Linked DNA regions of Homo sapiens: region 1 is linked to region 2. A link is a loop called in an ENCODE intact Hi-C map of the cell type or tissue named here. Cell type or tissue: PC-9. All regions are shown on one strand. Each heading gives the region's core, and the rest is flanking DNA. Links, peaks and the distances in the headings are about the cores only. Region 1 overlaps KIRREL3 (kirre like nephrin family adhesion molecule 3). Region 2 overlaps KIRREL3 (kirre like nephrin family adhesion molecule 3).

Region 1 (5,389 bases), core at 54-5,053, 84 kb before region 2:
TGAACCACTTTCTTCAAGCAAATAGGTACATTTAATTCTAAGAGGACCAAGACACCTTAGAAGCAATACATGGAAACCTCCTTAATTGACTCAGCAATTGCAGAATGAGTCCCTGAGTGACTTTTACCCCAAATTTAGAAGTTGGAAAGGGGTCACTTACAACAGAAAATATGTATTTTCTAGTTTTTTTTTGAAGTATACTTGGCCTATAGTATTTCCTGAGGGGATCCTAATGCCTTTCTATTAAAGCATGAACCCGAAGTTGTAAATTTAGAGAAACAATTTGAGGTGAGGGTTTGACATAACAGATGGCCAAGGGACTAATGACAAGATCATACTCTTGGCTGAGCATTTGGAATGTCTCATTATTTGTAAAACATTGTTTAGAAATTGCCTTCCTGGCATAGAACTGGTTGACACACAGATATTAATGCATCTAACCCTCTAAACTGTACAGATAATGTGCTTCTTAAGTCTTTATATTTAATTGGCTTTATACTACTTAAATATTGGAAACTGAAAAATTCAATGTTATTTCCTTATCAAGTATTTCTGCCTTTACACTTTTAAGATGAGGAAAATGAGCCACATGTCCCAGATTCCACAACAAGAGGGAGTCCAAATGGGACAATAGGGTCAAGTTATTCTCACAGTTGACAGCACATAAGGATGATCCTAGGTGCACACACTGTGTGAACAGACATTCCTCCCTTTGGCTCAGTGCTGGGTTAAACGTGCACACTGAGCGTCTACTAGTGTAAGGCCAAGGGGTCAATGCATGTTTGCTTTGAAAGTGAATCGCTCACAATGATTACACGCCAGGGAGATAAATGTGATGGAGGAAATAAACAAACATGTGAAAGTTATAATAGCTTTAAAATAAACCTGTTCCTAGAAGGAGACCCCTGGAAATGCTTGTACATAAAGGCAACCTCCTCCCTTTCCCAGAGCTGAGACTATCGTGAGGAAAGCTTGAAGCGGGACTGTATTTGAAGACAGCAGGTTCCTTGCATGTTCAAAACCACTCAGAGCTAGTGCTCTGTATCTCATTATGGCAGAGCCAGATCGCGAGATAAGCTTGTGCTGCCACAATATTACTGTTGCAAATGTGTGGTCCTGAAGGGTCTTCTTTGGAAGGGCTCTGCTCTCAGAAATGGCCTTGGACTTGCACGCTGGGAATGTTTTCATGAGCGGACATAGATTTTGAAAGGGTCAGTGTGGCTCAGGAGGCAGCAACTGGAGAAATAGAAAACCTACTCCTTTTTGGTCTGGACGCCTTTCTTGTGCTTCGATTCTTCAAGGATCTAACAGTGTTTGTTTCGTGTTTCTGTTTGGTGTGCAGACGGCATATTCCCTTTAACATGGATTTGTTCGAGTAGACTTCACTATGGTGCACAGATCAAGCTATGTTAAAATAACGTTAAAGGTCTGCACTGAAGCAATCTGAAGCAGAGAATTCCGCGTTTCAGGCTGCCACACCACCTTTAAATCAACGGAATGTGTCCGTGTGCGGCTGTCCATAGACTCTTCTCACTGCTGTTATCCTCATAATAGGATCATTCAGGTTCTCTTATCTGGTCTCCTAGATGCTTGTCTCCAACTATTTCAAACAGAAGTGATTTGTTACCCAGCACCACCCTACTTCCTGCAAGAGGCACAAGGATGAAGCAAGCTTGCTCTAATGGGGACCCAGTTTTCCCTGTCCTCAGTTAAGTATTTTATTTACAGAGCTAATGAGCCCTTAGAAGCATGAAATAGGCACACCCACACATTACAAAAAGGCACACACAAGTGCAAGTTAAAATAATTTATAGTAGACTGGATTCACTGGTGGCTCTGAGACCAGTTTGCCCACTGCAGGTCTGCGCAGCCAGATGCAACCCTGTTGACAGAGATGAATTTGATCACCTCCACCTGCACACCTTTTGCTGTATTAGCCAAGTGTGTGTTTCTTTATCCACTCATCTGTGGCTCCCACTTAACTGGCACCCTTTGAATATCAGCAGCCCTCCCTTTGGAGAGCCAGGGAATGGGAGTCACAAAAGTGTTTCCTCATGCTGAAACATGAAAATTGGAATTTCTTTATGAAGACAGTTGGTGATGTGCTAATATGTACAATGAATGTATGGCCTCACACCTTTAGCCCCCGAGTGCTGCATGTCTCCAGGTAGGCAGACAGGCTGCAGACACACACAGCTCCCTGCTGCTGTTCAACAAATGCTGATTTCAAATCACACATTGCCCATCTTCCTGAGGGTCACATTTCTCTTTGCTCATTGTTTTTGCAGGTCTGATTAAGTCCTATATTCCTGAAAATGAGGTTCAGCCTATATCTGACTCCAGATTTATGAGGGAGAATTAACACCCTGCTGCTTCCTAAAGCTTTATTCCCTTGCAAGTCTACGTTTTGTTTCAGCCTTTGGAGTTGACCACCTTTTCTTGCAACTTCTGTTGCTCTCAGCGTCCCTGTCTCCAAATGCATTGACCCAAATGTACCAGTGCTTGGGAGAAAGTTTGTCTTCTATTCATTTAAGATTCTTTTTCTACTTTATAATTATGTACCAGGAATAGCCTAAATATCACCAAAATGTAACCTACTGCAATACATAAAGAAATTTAAGTTGCAGTTTGAGGTTCGCCTCTAGTTCCTGGAGGCACTTTTTAGTGCTTTCTGATCCCAGCACATTATCTCTGTTTTGCAAGCTGGGAGGTGAGGTTGTCATAGGTCATTTGGCCCAGAATTTGGGTGGGCCTTTGATTTCTTTCCAGGGCTTACTTTCCACACAACTGCAGCCACCAGAATGAGTCAGAGCTAGGCTGAAACTATTAATCGGTATCGTGGTTAACATCTTATCCAATTTGGGCCTAAGAGAAAAGCCTGACTCACAGATAAAATGTGGAAGTTATTTGCCTTTTCAGAAGCCCCAAGAATCCTTTCTATCAGACTGGCTCCCGGCAGGAAAGAGAAAAAACTGATGACATTGGCGATCATCTCATCTGCTCACTATTGAGGAAAAATTAGAAATCAGATCACTCAAGAGCACTGTGAATGCCGTGACAAAAAATTATTTTGAGATGCGATTGGTTTGAAATTCTGACGTCTAAGAGTCTTGCCCTATCTGATTTGTAAAGAAGAGAATTCTCAGAACAGGAGTCTCAGCAACATCCTTGAAGGCCTTCCTCACCGGCGCACCTCATGCTGGACTGCATAGAATGGCACTGCCAAAGCACTCTCATCTGTGCAGCTGGCCCTGCGGCCCTGGCCTGTGCCACCATTCCAGACACACAAGGAATGCACCACAGCTGGCACATAATTAGAAGCTCACAGCAAACAAATCATTGCTTTTTTGTCAGTGTTCCTCCTACTGACCATGCTCAGAGCGTGGCAGCTCCACCCACGTGCCAACAAACACAGGACAACAAACAGATATAGGGGGAAACAACCCAGGTGCCTCCAGTTGTGTGTTTTGCAGTGGTTTCCCTGCCACTTCCCTACTTTCCAGAACATAATTTTGTTTGAAATTTTCTGTTTCTACCATCGTGGAGTTTCCCAGTGAAAGGCCTGTGATTAATCCTCAGTGAGTTGAATTCTCCTGAAGACTTATATTTAATAATGACACCCCATGCAGAAAACAATTCAAAACAAAGAAGAGCTGCTTTAGGCTCTATACCTCCCAGGGCTTGGGAATAATTGTCTCCTATAAACATCACTGACATGCCCAAGAAGGTATGTGGCACTTGCTCAGGTTTAAGAAGGTTCTTTGACCCCTTGTGGATGCTAAGGTATAGCCAAGGAATAAATAGGCTGGTAGAAACTTTAACAATGAGTGATGTCCTGAACTTGAATGTAGGAAAAGAATTACATTAAAACAAACCATAAGTCAGCCAGAAAAGAAAAGCAGAGCAGCCAGAAAGATTGAAGCTCCTTGCAAATCCAAAGATGGACTTCCCTATCAAATTTTAAACAAACACAACTAAAATTTATGAAATGCCCACTACGTGTTTGATCCTATATGTGCTGAGTATTGGAGGCAGAATGAGAATTTTGATGTGGTCCCTAGCCCCAAGGAATTTATAATATCATCAGTGTGAACAGAGGCATGGACAAAGTGCTATGGGGGCTCAGAGGGGGACACAGATTCTACATGAAGGAGTGTACCTAGGAGATGGGTATTGAAGTGTGGTGTTGTAAAGAATATAATCCCCTAAAGAGGTCTGGCTTTTGCCAGTACCTTTGCTAGTGTCTCTAGTGCCTTCCTTTGCCTAGGGGATTTGGTTCACACTTGGATAGTCTAGTAATGCGATTTAGGGTGGGGGCTTTGGCTCTCGAGGCACCAGTGCACTAGAGACTGAGATCAACCATATGGGCAATCAATCAATCAAGCTTGCCTCTGTAGTGGGGCCCCAGTAACAACTCTGAACACGGAGGTTCAGGTAAGCTGCCCCGTCTTTGACGATACTTGGTATGAATTGTTACACATTGATACCAGGAAAGTAACATGTCCTGACTCCAGGGGAAGAAGATGGACAAAGCTCTGCATTCTGTACTTCTCCAGATGCTTTCCTGTGTTCTTCTTCCTGTAGCTTATTTTAATCATTTCCCCACAATAAACCTTAACGGTGCAAACAATAGTTTTCAGTCAGTTCTGTGAGTACTTCTCAAAAATTATGAAACCTGACAGTGGCTTGGGGACCCTTTTGCCCTTGCAGTTGATGTCAGAAGTAATGTGGTCTCTTGAGAGACCTATTCATTCTGATGGTTCAGTTGGCATAACTCACACAAAGATGCCACAGGAAAACTACTCAATCTGATACCTTTAAGGTTCCTCCCTGATATAAATCCTGACTCCAATGAAGCCTTGATAAACAGCCTTTGTGCCCTTACCAGGATTCTAAAGTATATGATAAGGGTCTGAGCCAAGCCAATATACGGAAGATGAACAGAGTGCCTGAACTTAAACTAAACAGTTCAAAACATCTTTACTGTATTGACAATCTGGTTAAAGGTGCCTACCTGGGACTCCTAGAGGATAAAGTTCTTTTTCTTTATCTTATTTACCAAATGAAACAATGTGGTAGCAAGAAAGCCAACTTTCTGTTGTGCATATGACTTGTGGAGAGAAGAGAAAATGTTGAGAATTTTTTCCTTAACTCCTCATTGCAGAATGAGTCAATAAAAGAGTTATCATCTCCTAGTGCACAAGGTGGACGTTATCCAGGGGGATGAAGCATGCAAGTGTTGCATGGTGAGATTTGACATAGGGCTGCATCCTCCAGGAAGCTTTCCCTGAACCTGGTGGTCATGGAAGCCTCACAGATGTTCGCATGACATCCTGTGCCTGACTCTGCTGTAGCTCTTCTTACAGAACAACAAACTTATTTGTGTGCT
Region 2 (5,389 bases), core at 65-5,064:
TTAGGTAAGAGCATTTCACATTCTCTTATTCTCTTAACAGATCTGAACCTAGTCTTGAAATGGGTCACATAACCATTTGCAAATGTAAAAAAAATTCTTCACAAAGGTTCCAGTCTGTATATAGGCTTCATGACAGCAGGGCCTCATCTGCTCTCTTCGTGCAACCTCCCCCAGCCACAGAACAGTCTCCAGCACATAGTAGATGATGCATAATATTTGTTGAATGAAGGAGTGAATAAAATTCTAATCATATGTAAAACATATACAGCCTTTCACAGTGCTTCCACACCTAGTGATTAATAGCGTTCTAATGATACCCTGAATGAGTAGCAAAGGTAGGGTGATCCTTAGATTATTTATAAAGCAGATGAGCCCAGATATGGAATAACTTAAGATCTTATGGCTGGTCAGTGGTAAAACTGGAGTAGGTTTCAGATCACCTGAGTCTCAGAATGTGCTGTTTTCATATAGACCAGTGCTTCTGAAGGTTGAGTTAGGCATATATCAGAGTCACCCAAAGGATTTATTAAAACACAAATTGCTGAGCCCCATCCTCAAAGTGTCACTTCTGTAGGCCAAGGGTGGGCCGCCAGAATCTGCATTTTTAACACGTACCCAGGTGATGTCAGTACTGCCGGCCCTGGGACCACACTGTGAGGACAACTCAGAAAGGCCATAGTTTACGAACTGCAAAATGAAGGAATATGAGGGAGAGAGAAAGACACTTCTTAACATCCTCCGAGACTATGTTTAGGGTATCAAACTCAACTGATCGGTACAGAAAGCCAGGCTGTGTGATTTAACTGCAGAAGTCTTTGCTATCCCTTAAAAAGCAAACAAACAAAAAACCTGCTAATGTAGATCACGGGACAGGAAGTTCCAACCTGGGGATATTCTAACTTAGAATGAAGGTTAGCTGGAGTCTTTCTAAGTATGAATTTAGGTTTCGAAAAGAGATTTTGGAGCTGGATAAAGCATTAGTTACATGGTCCAAACTTCTCACATATGCACCTGCAGAAAGAAAGGGGTTAGAAGGGTGATGTGCCTAGTCCAGTGTCCCAGACTCTCTTCATGCCTGATTCTTCAGCTGTAAGGCATAATCAAAAGGGGACAGGATGTCCCCCAGCTTGGTTCTCCTACGACTGTTTCTGCGGGGACAGTTGGTCACCCTATACATGTAAATTCTTTTAACTTGTACACCAATGTTCATTGCAGCAGTATTCATAATAACCAAAAAGTAGAAGTCACCCACGTGTCTAACAGATGAATGCAAACACAAAATATGATATAGTCACACAATGGAATATCATTCAGCCATAAAAAGGAATAACATTCTGATACACAGTATGTTAAAGATTCACCTTGAAAATATTATGCTAAATCAAATGAACCAGACACAGAAGGATATATATTGTACGATTCCACTTATATGAAGTATTCAGAATAGGCAAATTCATAAAAATAAAAAATAGATTAAAGGTTATCAGGACTGAGACGGAAGGAAGTGGGAGTTATTGCTTAATGGGTACAGAATTTCTGTTTACAGTGATGAAAAAGTTCTGGAAATAAATAGTGGTGATGGTTGCACAACATTGTCAATATAGTTAATGCCACTAAACCGTATACTTAAAAGTGGTTAAAATGTCAAATTTCATGTTGTATATATTTTACCACAATAAAAAAATTAAAAAAAAACAAGGAAAAACCTGCAAACAACAAAAATCTTTCCAAACCACGTAGCACCTCCACACCTATCCTGCCTCTCTTAGAGCACTGCTCAGTTGTAGGCTGTGTGGGGAGTGAGTAATGATCACCTGGTGCAATCTGGTTTCTAGTATGAGTTGCTTCCACTCATACTAGAAACCATATATGTATACCACATACTAGAAACCATATACTAGAAACCACTCACACTAGAAACCAATAGTGAGGTGGTTGCCACTATTTCCATTGGCAACCAATACTTTTCTGCCACTCCACTCATTGTCTAACCTTAGGCATGGACTTTAGAATTGAGGTGGCGTTTCTGAAGAACGAGATGGTAAAAACAGTGGCATTTCTGTTCCCTCCTCCACCCCAGTTGCACGCTTTGGTAATTGTTGAACTCGATTTCACTTGGTGTGTGATGACACATCTTACAGTGATGGAGCAGAATTTAGATGCTGTGACTCATCTCTCCAAGCTGGGTTTCCATAAGACTCCACACTGATCTCTGGCATGTTTACTGCTGCCTGGGAAACTGGTTTTGTGCATTCTCAGAAATACGAGATTGGCCCATAATGATATGCATGCCTCTCAGAGGGAAGACAGAGACTCACGGTATGGCAGTTGAAGGACACACGACTTGAGGGAGATGGATGTTACTGAGGCAAAAGAAATGTTCATTGCCTACTCGCTCATCATGGTGCTTCCCTCCCATGTGTGTGTCCATTTGGGCCTCAGCAACATCCCCAGATGCTGGGCAGATCCAGTGAATTGCAAGTAAGCAAATAAACATGATTTAATAGTAGATGAGAAGACTTTGCCACACCATGGTACCTCCCCCTGCATTTATTTTGGCAATTTGGTGCCGAATATTTACGACAGTGCTTTAGACCATCCAGGTAGTTTTAGCGTAAGGAGTGAAGTCTTTGTAAACTAAGCTGCTTGTTCCTCTGACAGGGTGATAAGCAAGCTTGTGGTGGAGGGCAGTTACCGGATTTTAATTAACTAGCTGAATTATTACGTTTTTGCATAAACATTCTTCACCATCATCCACTCATGACATAGGTTAGGTACATTTACACAGAGAACTAAAATGATACATTCTCTGCCTCCTAGGAGTTTATAATCTAAGAAAGGGATTGCAAATACATAGAAAGGCTATTCCATTCTTCATCTCTGTGACATGGCAGACATTACTAATCAAGGATAGTTCCCCTTTTCAAAATCTTTTCCTGCATTGGATGCCAGGCAGCCATTGTAATCAATTGCAGGGTGTGCAAGGCCTTCCTGATGTCTGCATGTTATAAAGAATGGGGAGCTAGCTGCCAAGACATTCCTATGACACCAGATGGGGAATGTATTGTTACATGTATTTTAACAATGTAACAATATTGCATAGACCCAAGGAAATATGATTTTATAACGTCATATGTTATAACATCATATGTTATAAGATATGTATTGTTACATCATATTATATTATTATTTGTATTATATATATGTATATATGTATTATTATGTGTATTAATACTATATTATATATAATATGATGTATTGCTACAGACCCAAGGAGATATGATTTTTTAACATCAACTTAGGTTTTCATACCTTTCAAGTGATAAATACATGCATAATTTGTAGAATTAAGGCATAGTGCTTTTGTGGGTTTCGATAAGCCTGACTTCTCAGTGTGGATGCTCCCATGTTGTGGATGAGATTGAGCGCTGTGGTAGGTGCAGCCATCACTAATGTCTTTGCCCCTAAGACAGGAGCAAGCTGGGCCCCTTGGTTAAACACTGATTACAGCCACATACTCTCCTCACTTCCTCCTTTCTGTAGTTCCAGTTGAGTAATTAAAATCACTTCTGTTAAAGTAGCATGGTTGGCTCAACAAGCCAAGGGCAAGTTTACGGATCTGGAGGATGGAAACTACTTTAAACCTTGGTAGTTCTGGCTGCAGTGAGGAATAACAATTAGAATAATTGATAACCAGGTCCTTGATGTCCAGTCACCACCCAAGGCCTGCAACACATCAGAGACAAGCCTGATTCTCTGGCTGGAGTAGATAACAGAGCTGGGGTTGGGCTATTCTGGTTGCTTAAGCTGCAGTGGCCAAGGACATGCTTCACTTTGGTGACACCAGTTGTGCAGAAGCTCTTGAACTCACACAGTTGAGGTCTTTGTGGTCTGGGAGAGAAACCCTTTCCCTGATATGTGCACAGTAAGCATGGGGCTAAATAGGTGTGCATGACTTTCAGATTACATGCAAAGAAGTTTTAGAGGTTAAGAGTTCCAAAGAGGACAGACAGGATTTGCTGGAGCAGGCCTGGGGTAATACAGAATATTCCAGTAACAATAGTGTAACTGCACTACTACAGTATTAAGAGTAACAATATTGTTACTAAACAATAGGAGGATACTACTAAGCAGTAACAATGCTACTGCTAATTGTGTGCCATTTATTGAACAATGACTACATACCTGATATGATGCTAAATGTGTTTATAATGATAGCATTTAATTTTATCATTTAACTATATCATGTAATCTTCATATCAACCCCATGACGTACTTGTCACTTGTCATTCTTCTTATTGTACAGATGAAAGTTTTCAAAGATGAAGTAATTTTCCCAAAGTCAAACAGACAGGGAGTGGCTTGGTTAAGAATCTGCCCCCAAAACTCATGCTGCTCACTTCCATATATTATTGCTCTTGCACAATCTGATATGCTCTCCCATGGCTGACTCCATAAATGCCTCTTTTGTCTATATCACCATAAGATGCATCTTTAGATCCCAAGAAATCTATCGATTAGACAAAGATAAATGCTCAGCACCATAATCATGCTATCAAATCATTGAACCGATGAACGAAAGGTGGAGTTAAATCTCCCTCAATGTGAAGATCCCCACTGCACTGTGGAATTTAGTCCATTTGATCTGGATTTGGGATTCCAGTTAAAGAAATCTTCATGTGAAGAGATACTACTGCTGCTCACTGTTTCTTGCCAGGTGGTGTCAGTGCTCTGTTTGCCTAAAGGATAAATTCAGACATTTGATTTTCTGCCCATAGCATCCTATTTTTCCTGATCTTACTTGGCTATTCCTCAGGATATGTTTTAAGACAGATATGTTCTTTGATCTCATTTTAAACTTCCTCTTTGGTCTCTCTACTTTCTCCCTGTCTTACAGACCCCTGGGCAATCACTTTTTTCCCCAACCAGCTCAGACTCCATGGTCCATCACTTCAACCTTGTAGTTACATCCTCGTCCTAACATCGTACCTTCCTAGAAAACCCCGCGCCTAGGTCACTTTACAATTGGCCTTCTCTGCCTGATTCCAGGATGCTGAGAGCTGCTAGACAAAATTACCTCAACACTCAGATTGGCCCCCGTGATGGTTAATGTTAGGTGTCAACTTGACTGAATTATGCGATACCCAGATAGCTGGTAGAGCATTATTTCTGGGTGTGTCTGTGTGAGTGTTTCAGGAAGAGACTGGCACTTGCATCTCTCTCGCCCCCTGTGGGCACAGACCATCAAATCAGCTAAAGGCCTGGATAGAACCACAAGGCAGGGGAAGGGCACATTCTCTCTCCCTCTCCCCTGGAGGTGGGGCACCCTTCTTCTCCTGCCCTTGGATGTCAGCACTCTAGGTTCTCCAACCTATAGACTCTGGGACTC

What was found. A loop is a pair of places that touch in the nucleus more often than their neighbours do. Peaks named below come from ENCODE experiments on the same cell type or tissue, not always from the same donor. Only the 100,000 strongest peaks of a DNase experiment are listed, where the experiment ranks them.
Region 1: it touches region 2 in a loop (15-fold over the local background); 1 of 110 quality-filtered maps calls a loop at or near these places.

Annotation. Positions count from the first base shown.
Region 1 is chr11:126,831,526-126,836,914 of GRCh38, forward strand. The region is part of intron 1 of KIRREL3 (kirre like nephrin family adhesion molecule 3); the gene reads right to left. Among named protein-coding and RNA genes, the nearest start is that of KIRREL3-AS2, 110 kb to the right of the region's middle. In PC-9, for the core only: no CTCF peak of the experiment used is centred there; no DNase peak of the experiment used is centred there; H3K27me3 peaks cover 1,692 bases.
Region 2 is chr11:126,915,804-126,921,192 of GRCh38, forward strand. All of the region lies in intron 1 of KIRREL3 (kirre like nephrin family adhesion molecule 3), which reads right to left. The region is part of intron 2 of LOC105369559 (a long non-coding RNA gene); the gene reads right to left. Among named protein-coding and RNA genes, the nearest start is that of KIRREL3-AS2, 22 kb to the right of the region's middle. RefSeq lists an enhancer at 1,961-2,010. In PC-9, for the core only: no CTCF peak of the experiment used is centred there; a DNase peak (open chromatin) is centred at 2,158.